2 separate regions of the Homo sapiens genome follow, and region 2 is linked to region 1. The links are chromatin contacts, found by Hi-C in ENCODE. All regions are on one chromosome and are shown on one strand. The core of a region is the stretch at or near the end of the contact, and the rest is flanking DNA. Distances in the headings are between cores, read along the strand shown.

What was found. A loop is a pair of places that touch in the nucleus more often than their neighbours do. Pooled maps may share reads with other maps.
Region 2: a pooled map shows a loop between it and region 1 (1.9-fold over the local background). The contact joins the enhancer-like site here to the promoter of LINC01879 in region 1. A Hi-C loop is called at or near these places in 1 of 50 pooled maps.

The regions. Positions count from the first base shown.
Region 1 is chr18:76,686,784-76,692,380 of GRCh38, reverse strand. LINC01879 (long intergenic non-protein coding RNA 1879) reads right to left here and starts at 2,352. Exons shown (of 2, transcript NR_122073.1): 1 at 408-2,352. LOC105372212 (a long non-coding RNA gene) reads left to right here and starts at 4,958. Exons shown (of 3, transcript XR_935657.4): 1 at 4,958-5,512. RefSeq lists enhancers at 3,969-4,945, 4,957-5,597.
Region 2 is chr18:76,263,234-76,268,830 of GRCh38, reverse strand. No RefSeq gene overlaps it. Among named protein-coding and RNA genes, the nearest start is that of LINC01893, 57 kb to the right of the region's middle. RefSeq lists enhancers at 2,322-2,821, 5,428-5,597. Within about 2 kb of position 2,735, at least 14 of the 41 ENCODE cell types and tissues checked have a DNase peak (open chromatin) inside an H3K27ac peak, as active enhancers do.

The sequences.
Region 1 (5,597 bases), core at 1,103-3,602:
TGTTCTTCAGTCTTTGGTGACTAAAGATTCTACAAGGCTTATAAGGTCTACAGGGGCTGGTGAGTGAATAACAGGCATCTACAGACCAACTTAGTGTGTTAGTATCATCTTTTTTTACCCTGGGAAAAGGAAAAGGAAAAACTTATTTTTTCCACTTAGACTCATCACAAGTCTTAGCACATTTGAAAACATTCCAACGACAAAAATGGTCGTTTCAGAGCATGAAGCCATTGGGTCCCAAGTTTGTCAGCTTCTCTGCTTCCTCATTATTCCAATGATCAAACAGCAACCGCTCTGCAAGCTTCTCTGTGCCCCTCCCCACCGCCGTTGTCCTGCAGATTCCCTTCTCCAAAATCACCAGTGTGTGATTTCCTTGGAATAAAAAGCAGATATATAAGGTTACTCACTTTTTCCTGATGTTGAAACTTGCCTCTCAGTCACGTCAGCCTGGCTTCATCCACTGTCAGTACTGTCTCTCCCGTTTTACTATTTTATGTGTATATTTTATGCTGTGAGAAAGGACACAACTATTTGTACCATAAGAAAGACTCTTGTCATGAGAAGAAAGCCCCCAAAATACTCTGTAAAACTGTACTTCTTATACTCCATTGTTGTTGTTGTGGGAGGGACGGTTTGTGACCAGGCTGAGAAATGTTTTCTCCAACGATTACATTCCCAAAACAATATAAACAATCTCAGAATTGAGGAGTGTTGCCTTCATTTAACATCAAGCACTCATGGTTTTCCAACTGTGGCTGTTCCACATCTCTGCAGGTAAAATCTAGGTCCATGAAAGATCTGGTTCTGGACTTCATTAGGGAAAGACATTTGTTATTAGATGGGGTCTCCTCCCTGGCAAGAGGCAAGTCTGAGAACCGGCAAGTCCCAAGCACTTCCTCACGACTGCTGGTGTTACAGTCTGTGTACAGGCGGTTGAAATTTTTAAAAAATCACTCAGGAAATATGCTTTTTGTTCTATCATGTCTTGATATCATCAGTGTAGGTAAAAGTACGCTTTTGAGCTGGGCACGGTGACATGCATCTATGTCCCAGCTAGTCTGGAGCTGAGGCAGAGGATTGCTTGAGCCCAGGAGTTCAAGTCCAGCCTGGGCAACATAATGAGACACCGTCTCAAAAAAAAAAAAAAAAAAAAAAAAAAAGAGTACGCGTTTGAAGAAGTCAAATTGTTAGCATAAGTGAGAAAATTACTCTTGCTGAGAAAGTCTGTGCCCAGGGCTGTGACGACTGATTGAACGTAGCTGCTTATGAGGCTGTGGCTGACCTAAGGAATGAGTAGATACGCTAAGCCCAGATCAGGTTAGAAGTAAACGACACAAGGTCATCTTTTGAGGGCAAACTGCTGAAAATAACTTGTCAATCAAATGTTTAAAATTGAAGCACTGGTTCCAGTCATTCAGGGCCAGCAGTAGGGCTGGCAAGACGTACTACTTCCCAATGTTTTGTTATTTGTGCCACAGCATCAGGGGCCCTTCATTCAGGAAACGTCTCTTGTGTGTTACATGCACAGAGTGAAGAAAGAATGACAAAAGCTCTGAGCTCCTGGAGTCAGGAAACTAGTGGAACAGGCCAACTTCACCCGGTGCAAATAATCCCACAAATCCGTGTCTCGCTGGAATGTGTGATGGGCACCATGAAGGAAAAGCCAAGGATGCTATAGAAGAGTAGGACAAGGGCACCCAGGTCCAACTGGGTGAGGGGAGCCAGGGAGGCCGCCCTGAGTCAGGAGCACCCCAGACATCACACTCTACCTGCCCATCCTTTCTTACTAGAGGTAACATCTGGTTCACTTGACGGCTGTCATCAAACAGGTGAAGTTTCCCCTGGAGTTAAACCTGCAGATCAGAGCACGGCCCAGGTGTAACTGGAGTGGAGGCAGCCAATGATTAAAGACAGAAATGAGAGACGAGATATTCCGTTTGCGTTGTTCATGTATTCCAACACCTCGTACAACGGGCTGATCACAGAGAGCGCTGTTGACATTCGGGACAAACAGTGTCACAGGCTGTGTTTTACTTGCTCTGAATAGAAATTCACTCATGGAAGAAAAACCTACTAAGGCCAACTTACATGAGCGGAGTGTCCTTGCGGTGCCTGAGCTGTGCTCAACTGAAGGTGTCCACGACATACTGAAGGAGCTCTTGTTGGTTTCTAAGGAAATGGAATTCAGAGCACCCATCTTCCATCCCTTTGTTTTATTTTCTGCTTTTTCCAACCTCTGTTTCCACCAAGCTTCGAGTTATCCAGTGTGGATATTCCAGGTAGCGGCAGCAGGTGGTGCTTTATGTGAATGAGCAGCTTTATCCAGCGTTTGTGTCTGATGCATCCGAAGCTGCAGTTAAGTCATCGTTTCCATCTGCATTCAGAGAGCATCCCATCAGGGTGGTGGTTGGGTAATTCCAACTTCTACCTTGAGAACTCCTGCTTAGCAGCTAGTTTTTGGAAGAGATTTGAGAGTCATTTTAACACAACCTTTCAAAATATTCCACTTTAAAGGTAGATTTTGTGGCACTAAACATGAATCAGCACTTTTGCATAATGACAGGATAAAAGTATGACTTCTGCAAGAAACACAAAACATTGACTTCCAGATTTAGCTGTTTATAACAAAACAGGCTCTCTTTGCTGTATGTCTTAGCTCCACTGCCGTTTCCACTTCTTCACAGGTGCCCATGTTCAATCCAGATTTCCTGAATTAGGTATTAGCACATTGCTAGATGCCCTCGGGTACAACATGCAGATCAGTGAAATAACACAGGGATTCCTAGATAGAACACGTTTCCTTTTCATGCGTGTTACTGCGAAGTGTGTTCTGGTTGAGATACATTTGGAATGCAATTCATCTCATTAGCATAAATCATAGCAGTTTTCGTTTCCTCAACTAGGTCTTTGTGCAATGTGAGCAAATGTGAAAATGACACGTGCACCTTAAAAAGTCTTTCAAAGATGAGCCCTTGGGGAGTGGCTTCACGTGGGGAGGAGGCGACCTGGAGAGGGTGGGCAGGAAGGCATTATTCAGCGTGTCAGTGGCGAGGGCTAATCTCCACACTGGGAAAACCACGAGGAGAGAGGGTTGGGTGGTGAGGAGCTCCGGAGTGCACGCACACACATGAATGGACAAGGCACCCAGGGAAGGGAACTATACCCTTGCTCATCATACCAGCCTGGGGCCCCAGCTGTCTCTGCTCACAGGGGCTAAGAGGTGGAACGGAGAGAAAGGAAGCAGACAGACAGGGACAGGAGCCTCAAGAAACCTTGACACCTTTGATTCCCAAATACGCCAGCCTCTCTCATTCACCCTCCGACCCACAGGCTTCACTCTCAGTCTCTTTTGGGAATTGTATTCCTCCCAGACATTGACCCCCTCCCTGAATATGGCTTCCCCTGGGCTTTGACAGGACCTTGCTGAATCTTTATGAAATGTCGGGTTTTCCATGCCATCCCTGCTGCAGGTGGACGGGTGCGGGGAGGTGGGGAGGAGTGGGGGCTCAGCAGCACCCCCGGCTGCTTCTGCTCCTCCTGCTGCCATGAGTGCAGCAGACACACTAGGAGGATGGCATTCTGGTTTTGGGGTGAGGGGAAGGCAGACAGACATTTCTATTCCCTGCTCTCTGTGAATGCAAACACAACACTGCATGGTTTTGCTCTCAGACCTCTAGGAGCTCAGGGAGCAGAATCCCCTCAGTAATGCCCCTTAAAACAGGGACTCAAGTAGATTATTCTCCCGGGGCTGCGGGACACTCCCACTCTTCACTTGACAAGAACACCAGCATTGGGCTGTGCCATGTGAGTCTTCCCTGAGAAATGTGCTGGACAGCTGGGGTCCTCACTTCCAGTCCAGTCCTTTTTCACGCCCATCAGCTCCTTCCTGCTTTGTTCAGCCATGGCTGCCCCAATTGAGTGCAGTGGCAGGCAGTATTTTCCTCCTGGGAATTGGCCAGTTCCCTTCTTAGGTAGCTGGTCTCTGGCACCTTCTAACCACTGAAAAGTCAGGAACGAAAGAGTTTCCGGACCTTGGTCATTTAGATAATGGTATGCTGTGCCCTCGGACAGGTCAGGGTACTGCTCATGATAAATCCCACCATGCTCACCCTGTCACCTGCTGGGCTGCTTTTTTTTGAGACAGGGTCTTGCTCTGTTGCCCAGGCTAGAGTGCAGTGGCATGATCTTGGCTCACTGCAGCCTCAATCTCCCGGGCTCAGGTGATCCTCCCACCTTAGCCTCCCAAGCAGCTGAGACTACAGGCACACATCCCCACACCTGGCTAATTTTTGTATTTTTTATAGAGACGGTGTTTTGCTATATTGCCCAGGCTCAGGTCTTCCGCCCCCCATGGCCTCCCAAAGTGCTGGGATTACAGGCGTGAGCCACCGCGCCCGGCCTGTTGGGCCGTTTGTGTAATGCCATCCGTGCCTCCTCCTGTGTGTCATGCGGGAACACCAATCATATTTTCTGATTGTATCTCTGAGCAGACATGGCATCAATGGCCAATAAAATAGGGCCTCCTGGAGACAGCCCCGGAGAGCTGTGCGAAGACAGCCAGCCACGCACCACGGTGGATGGAAGCTAATTAAAAATGACTTATTAAACACTGCAGACACCACAGCCCAAGGCTGCAGATGAACAAACACTCATGTTTCAACACTGGCTTTTCACAGGGAAGGCAGCCATGCTGTCGTTCTGGTAAGTCATTATTTACCTCCTGAAACTCACCAAAGGGTCTTCAGTCCTCCCCCAGGCCCCACCCCCTGCCCCTTCTGTGTGCCTGTTACAAACCCTGATATTGAAGTCATTCTGCTTCCCTTAAACTGAGGTGTTTAGAAAGGCAACAGATTGTACAATTTGATGTCAAGGACTTATTCTCAGAAAAATGACTCATCTTTATTTAAAGGGTCTATTCAAGTGAGAAATGAATCATTCTCACCTGATGGCCCTCACTGGGTGGGAGAGGGGGCGGAGGTTCCGGGAGAACCAAGTCTCTGGGCACTCTTTGCTGACTCTCCAGCTTAGAATCTCAAGCTTTGGGGCCTGAAAGGAAAGCTGTTTTTTAAGGCATTCGACCTAAACCAAGTTTTAAAAGTATCTTTAAGTATTTCCTTTTTTTTTTTTTTTTTTAGGATAATGAAACCATAGTTGCAACACCCAGAGCTTGGGCTTAGAAGCAACTTTGACAGGATCTGTAGCTGTGAAATTTGCATCCCTGTAACACAGTAACTTATCATGACAAAGATCTGTTGACGTCAATTCCTTTATTACTCTTATTTGTAGGCCAAGGGAGGGACCCAGGGCCCTGATATTGTTGCCTTGGTGCTGTAAGGATTGGATCTGGGTCACTCTGACCTACAAAATTGATACATGGCCCTGGAATAACCTGCACATTTTGAAGAGGAAGAAACAAAACAATCGGTTACTAAAGGCTTGGCTGACTCCAGATCGTGCAATTTCACGGGCTCCCAGGAGATGGCAGCCACTTTTTGGAAAACAGTCTTTAAAGGTACACAGAGCAACAGCGTGCTCACCCCTGGGGCCAGCCGTGGAAAAGTAGGAAGGGCCGGGTGCAGTGGCTCACGCGTGGAATC
Region 2 (5,597 bases), core at 1,486-3,985, 420 kb after region 1:
TCTGCAATTTTGGCACATTTCTGGACATTCTGGAGGTGCTATTTTGGCTAATTTGTTAAAAATGCTGAACCTCGGCCAGGCGCAGTGGCTCATGCCTGTAATCCCAGCACTTTGGGAGGCTGAGGTGGGTGGATCACCTGAGGTCAGGAGTTCATGACCAGCCAGACCAACATGGCAAAACCCCATCTCTACTAAAAATACAAAAATTAGCCAGGCGTGGTGCCTTGCATCTGTAATCCCAGCTACTCAGGAGGCTGAGGCAGGAGAATGGCTTGAACCTGGGAGGTGGAGGTTGCCGTGAGCCGAGATTGTGCCACTGCACTCCAGCCTGGGAGACAGAGTGAAACTCCGTCTCAAAAAAAAAAAAAAAATTGCTAAACCTTACTTTCATCATTTGTCATACAAGCCTAGCATTGCCACCCTCTGTCTTGCAGCAAAGATGAAACGGAGGGAAGTGTATTAGCTACATGGCATACACATTGCTTTTGAGTTGATTCTTACTAAATTGTAATAGAAAGCAACAACTTAGAACATTGAATTGTTTAAACTCTTGTGAAAGTCTAACTTAGAATCTTTTATAAAATAATGTTGTAAAAAGAATATAGAAGACAAAATTTTAGTCCTTGATTCATTACAGCTGGGAGATTTGAGGCAACGTATTTACTTCTCTGTGGCTTCTGCTGAAAATACTAACCATGCTGGGTTCTTTGGATTAACTCAGGTACATGAAAGAACCTTACTTTTAGTAGCGCTGAAACGAGATTCCAACTAAAATGATAAATCCTCGTTGCTTTCTGTTTATTTTGTACCTTTAATAGCATCCTTTGCGGTCAGGGGGAAGATGCTGGAATTCCCATTTTGCAGTCAAAGCAACAGAAACTCAGAGAAATTTATCTGCATCCCCAGTATCCCCTAATAGGTAAGGGGTGTCAAGCCACTTCACTGCCCAGGTAGCTTTCTATATTTACTTCTTCTTTTTTTTTTTTGAGCCAGGGAGCCAGGGTCTGATTCTGTTGCTTAGGCTGGAGTGCAATGGTGCGATCTCAGCTCACTGCAACCTTTGCCTCCTGGGTTCAAGTGATTCTTGTGCCTCAGCCTCCTGAGTAGCTGGGATTACAGGTGTGTGCCACCATGCCCGGTTAAGTTTTGTATTTTTAGTAGAGACGGTTTCACCATGTTGGCCAGGCTTGACCACAAGTGATCCTCCTACCTTGGCCACAAGTGATCCGCCTACCTTGGCCTTGCAAAGTGTTGGGTTTACAGGCGGGAGCCACTGTGCCCGGCTTTACATTTACTTTTTCATGGGCCCTTTGGTTTCCTTGACTTGTGGCACTCCACACCTTTTGTTGGGAGTGTGACAGACAGTGTTCACTGAGCACCCAGGGCCCTGGCCCCACATCAGATCTGTAATGTTTGATCATCCAAGTCACTTGCCCTCTGAAGACCTCTCTGATGCCTTTGCCCCTCACAGTTGCTCTCATTGACTTCACCATCCTGGCCAGTACTTCCTACTGGCATCCATTGGCTTCCGTTTTTAATTGCATGTGTCACGTTTTTGGTAATTTATTATATAGAATTATTGCTTCCACTAATGGTTCTTGAGGGCTCTTTGGCCTCTATCAAGAACATTCTTTTGTTTTGTTTATGGACAGAGACTATGCCCTAGGCTTCTACAGCTCTTGGTGGCTAACCCTCTTTGACCTATAGAAGGTGCATGGGAAACACTTCCAAAAGGGACACAGAATTCATTCGGAAACTCGGCTCCTGTCCAGGAGGTTTGAAGAGAAGTGTGGGTGCTCAGTGAGGTAGGCTGATGAGCCAGGGCCTAATGGAAGCCTTTGTGCAATGGAAGCATTTCTACAATCATTAGGCTTCTCTTACCACGCAATGCCATCAGCAACATTTGAAGAACTCAGACTCATGTGAATTCTGGATCCTCCAAAGACACATGCAGGGGCAACACTACTCCTCCAGTGAGTGCCACTTGTGCTGCCACATGAGCAAAAATTGACCGGGGACGCTCCGCTGTTCTCTGCCCTGAGCTGCGCCATCGTTGGCACCTGCCCCAGGCTTTCCCGTGAAGTCCTTTTGTCAGTTCCCTAATTCTTCCTTGCTCTTCCTTGAACATTTCCAGTTTGAACATATATAGTAAAAACTAAGATTTCTTTTCTACATACAGGTTTTGTTTGTTCCTTTACAGGTAAAAATTAAAGAATTAAGCTGGACACGAAAATCCTAATCATATGAGCGTGTTCCCTTCCCTTCCCTTCCTCCCTCCCTTCCTTAAAAAGAATTAAGCTGGATATGGAAATACCAATCATATGAGAGTGTTTCCTCCCTCCCCCTTCCCTTCCCTTCTCCTTCCTTCCTTTCCTTTCTTCCTCCCTCCCTTCCTTCTCCTTCCTCTTCCTTCCTTCCTTTCCTTCCTCCCTCCCTTCCTTCTCCTTCCTCTTCCTTCCTCCCTCCCCTTCTTCTCCTTCCTTCCTTTCCTTCCTTCCTCCCTCCCTTCCTTCTCCTTCCTTCCTTCTTTCCTTTCTTCCTTCTTTGCATCCTCCCTCCCTCTCTCCCTCCCTTCCTTCCTCCTTTTCTCTGTCCCTCCTTTTTCTTTTCTTTCTTCTTCTGCTTGTTTTTGCCAGACGTAGATGAAACAGAAAGTAACTGGAAATTTCATAAGCCTCTGATTTCCTGATCTCAGTAACAAATCATGCGGTGCTCTCCGGCTTCTCGGGGAGGAGGCTGGAGCCTGGGCTGCCCCTCCGCCCTGCCTGAGAGCTGCTGGACTGTGCTTCCTGGAGACGGCCTTAGCGAGGGGCTGACTGAAGCTGGGCCCTGGCCCATGTTTCTGTGGGTGCGGGGGGCCTGGGCGGTGGCATTGCCCAGCCAGTGGCCCAGCTTCAGCTTGCTTCCTGGGATTTCACAGGATTTCTGTTCTAAACATGACCATAGGTAGCACAATAAGCATTATTTCCCCCTTGGAAAACTCCTTGCCTCCACCCTCCCCTCTGCCTGCCCCTGCTCCCAAGCAATCATCCTGTGAGTCTCTGCTAATGGTGCTTCAGAGAAAGATCAAAGTTTCACAGATAAGTGTTCTTTTACACAATGTTCCTGACACTCCATTTGGTAAACAGGAATTTTTTTTTTTTTTTTTTTTTTTTTTTTTTTTGCTTAAAAGAACATATAAGCATGCCAAGTGAGATGGATCTCTTGCATTTTCTCATCTTTGACTGCAGTACTTGTGCAGAGTCCAATCCTAGCACTGCCCCAAAACAACCAAACTTGGCCTGTTTTGCACATGGAGAAAAAAAGTTTGTAGAAAAATGTAAGAAATAATGCCAAATGGAAGCTGGAGGCTGGTAAGCATCTCAGACGTCCATCTCTGGCATTGGATGGCAGTCTTGTTTTCTCTTTAAATAATGTTTTTGAAATAACCTCTTACAAAACTTCTTTCTGCTCAGTGCCTTCCTAACAAATAAGGGAATACTGTCCCCCATCTCTGACCTTTCTTCACAAAAGAAAATGCCCGATAAACAAAAACACAAAACAAAAGGGGACTTAAGTCCCCCATAGTTCCTGTTACAGCTTCTCCAAAAATATGGGCTCATCAGCAACACAGATATAAAACCAAAGGCTCCATTTAACACCGTGAGGATGGATCTTTAGGATCTTTCCTTTCTTTTCTTGGTAATTGCAAACAGATTGTGATGACTGTCGGGAACGGAGGCTTTTTCTTCCCAGGCGTGGTGATGGCCGAGCCTGAGAGCCTGTGAGATAGTTGTGAGCTGACGAGGGGCTCTTGAGCAGGCTGGAGTGCGCTGTCTACGCAGTCACCACCTGATGCCCTATTTTCAGGAACGTGTGTGTGTTTACTTTGTACAACAGCAGGCAGCGTCCCTGACTTTGGGTGAAATGGCCATTTCAGGTACTACAGGGCAGATATTTGTCCTCACCTTTGTTTCTCCTGGGCCTCCATGGGGATGCTGTGGACAGGGTGCTGGGATGAAAAGCATTCTGCAAGACGCGTGCTCGTCCATCTGATCTCCTGCCCTCCTGGGCGCTCTGGGAAACTCCCTTGGTTTTCTTCTTGCCTGACTGGCAGCAGTTTTGAAGACTTTGCTTTCTAAACCTTGGGACAGGACTTTGCTCCCTAGAACGGAGAGCCTTAGGAAGAGGACTTCCTGAGGGGACGGCACAGGAGATGGAGGTTCAAAGGCCCAACTGGTGCATCCACCACGTCCGCCTCTCAGGATGCCTGCCTTGCCCTCTGCCCTGCCCTCCACCCTGCCCTCCGCCCTGATGCCTGTTACTTCCCTGCCACCAGAAGTTGCCAAGATGGGCTGAAGCAGCTGGAGCAGCTGAATGGAGGACAAGCCTCTTCATTCCTTCACTGATCCATTACCGGGATGTTTAAATGCTTTCTGAATCTCCTTGGCCCAGTTCTGGTCGCTTAGGAACAGAAAAGCGTTGCTTTTAGCCCGCTGCATTTAACTTCCGTTACTCTTTGCACGAGTCTTTTGTATGTTTGCCAAAGAGGGAAGTTCTGACACGTTAGTGTGGTTTGCACAGCCTTTTGGAGGTGCAGTGTTTCATACAATGTGAATTTCTAAAATTCCGAAGTGTGACACGCCCCCTTACCTTATTCTTATGTGTGTAATTAAGGCCTAGCAGTGACACTTTAAGATAGGAGACATGCCCTGTCAGACAGATTTTTGAATGTTTCAAAGTTGTTACTGCACCCACTATATATTAATATATTCCAGGGCTTGGTTCCTGCAAGATCTGATTCATTCACTTCTATGTCCAAGACCTGATTCCTCTATTCTGCATTAAAATTTTTCATTAAAAAAAAAATCAAAGAGCAAAGTTGCTGAGTGAGCAAAGGACGGATTGGCCTCTCAGCACTGGGACTCCCTACAGACCAGCTCGCTGCCCTAAGAAAAATGAGTCGATGGGCCCAGCTCAGTCCCTAATGAACGGCAGTAGATCACATCACAAAAACTAGACACGCATAATTTGGCACCATTGACAGCAGCCTCCCCACCAAAGGCTTGGGGCTTTTATGTCTGAACGAATGTGAAGCTTGGAACTATCTTTGACCTTAAAGTGTGAGAGGGCTCTGTGCTGGGGAGGAGAGGGAGGCAGGTGAGTGGGGTGCGGGCAGGAGGGGTGGGTGTGGCCCATGGGAGGCTGCCTTGCCCCACCCAGTTCTTGGGTCTCTGGGTCTGGGGTTCTCCTGTCTGGGAAGAAGCCCAGGGTCCCATCCTCGCCTTGCTTGGCGGACAGGCAGCCCTGGAGGGGGCGTTTCCCTCCATCAGCAACCCAAAGGGCACCCAGCCCGAGGAACTGGCAGAGAGGGTCGGACACTGGGACAAACACTCGTAAATCAGGGCTGTCCCGATTAAATCAGGCATGGATGGCAAGTAAGTTATTAGCTGCCTGTGAAACTAATTGTGATACGGATACAGTCATTTTTGCAATGTCTTTCAAACACCAGTTGTGATGGGAAACAGCTGTTAGATCCAGGAAAAAAAATAAAAGGAAGGAAAGAAAAGAAGAGAGCTCCGGATTCAAAATCATAATAATGTCTGTCTTCTCTATTC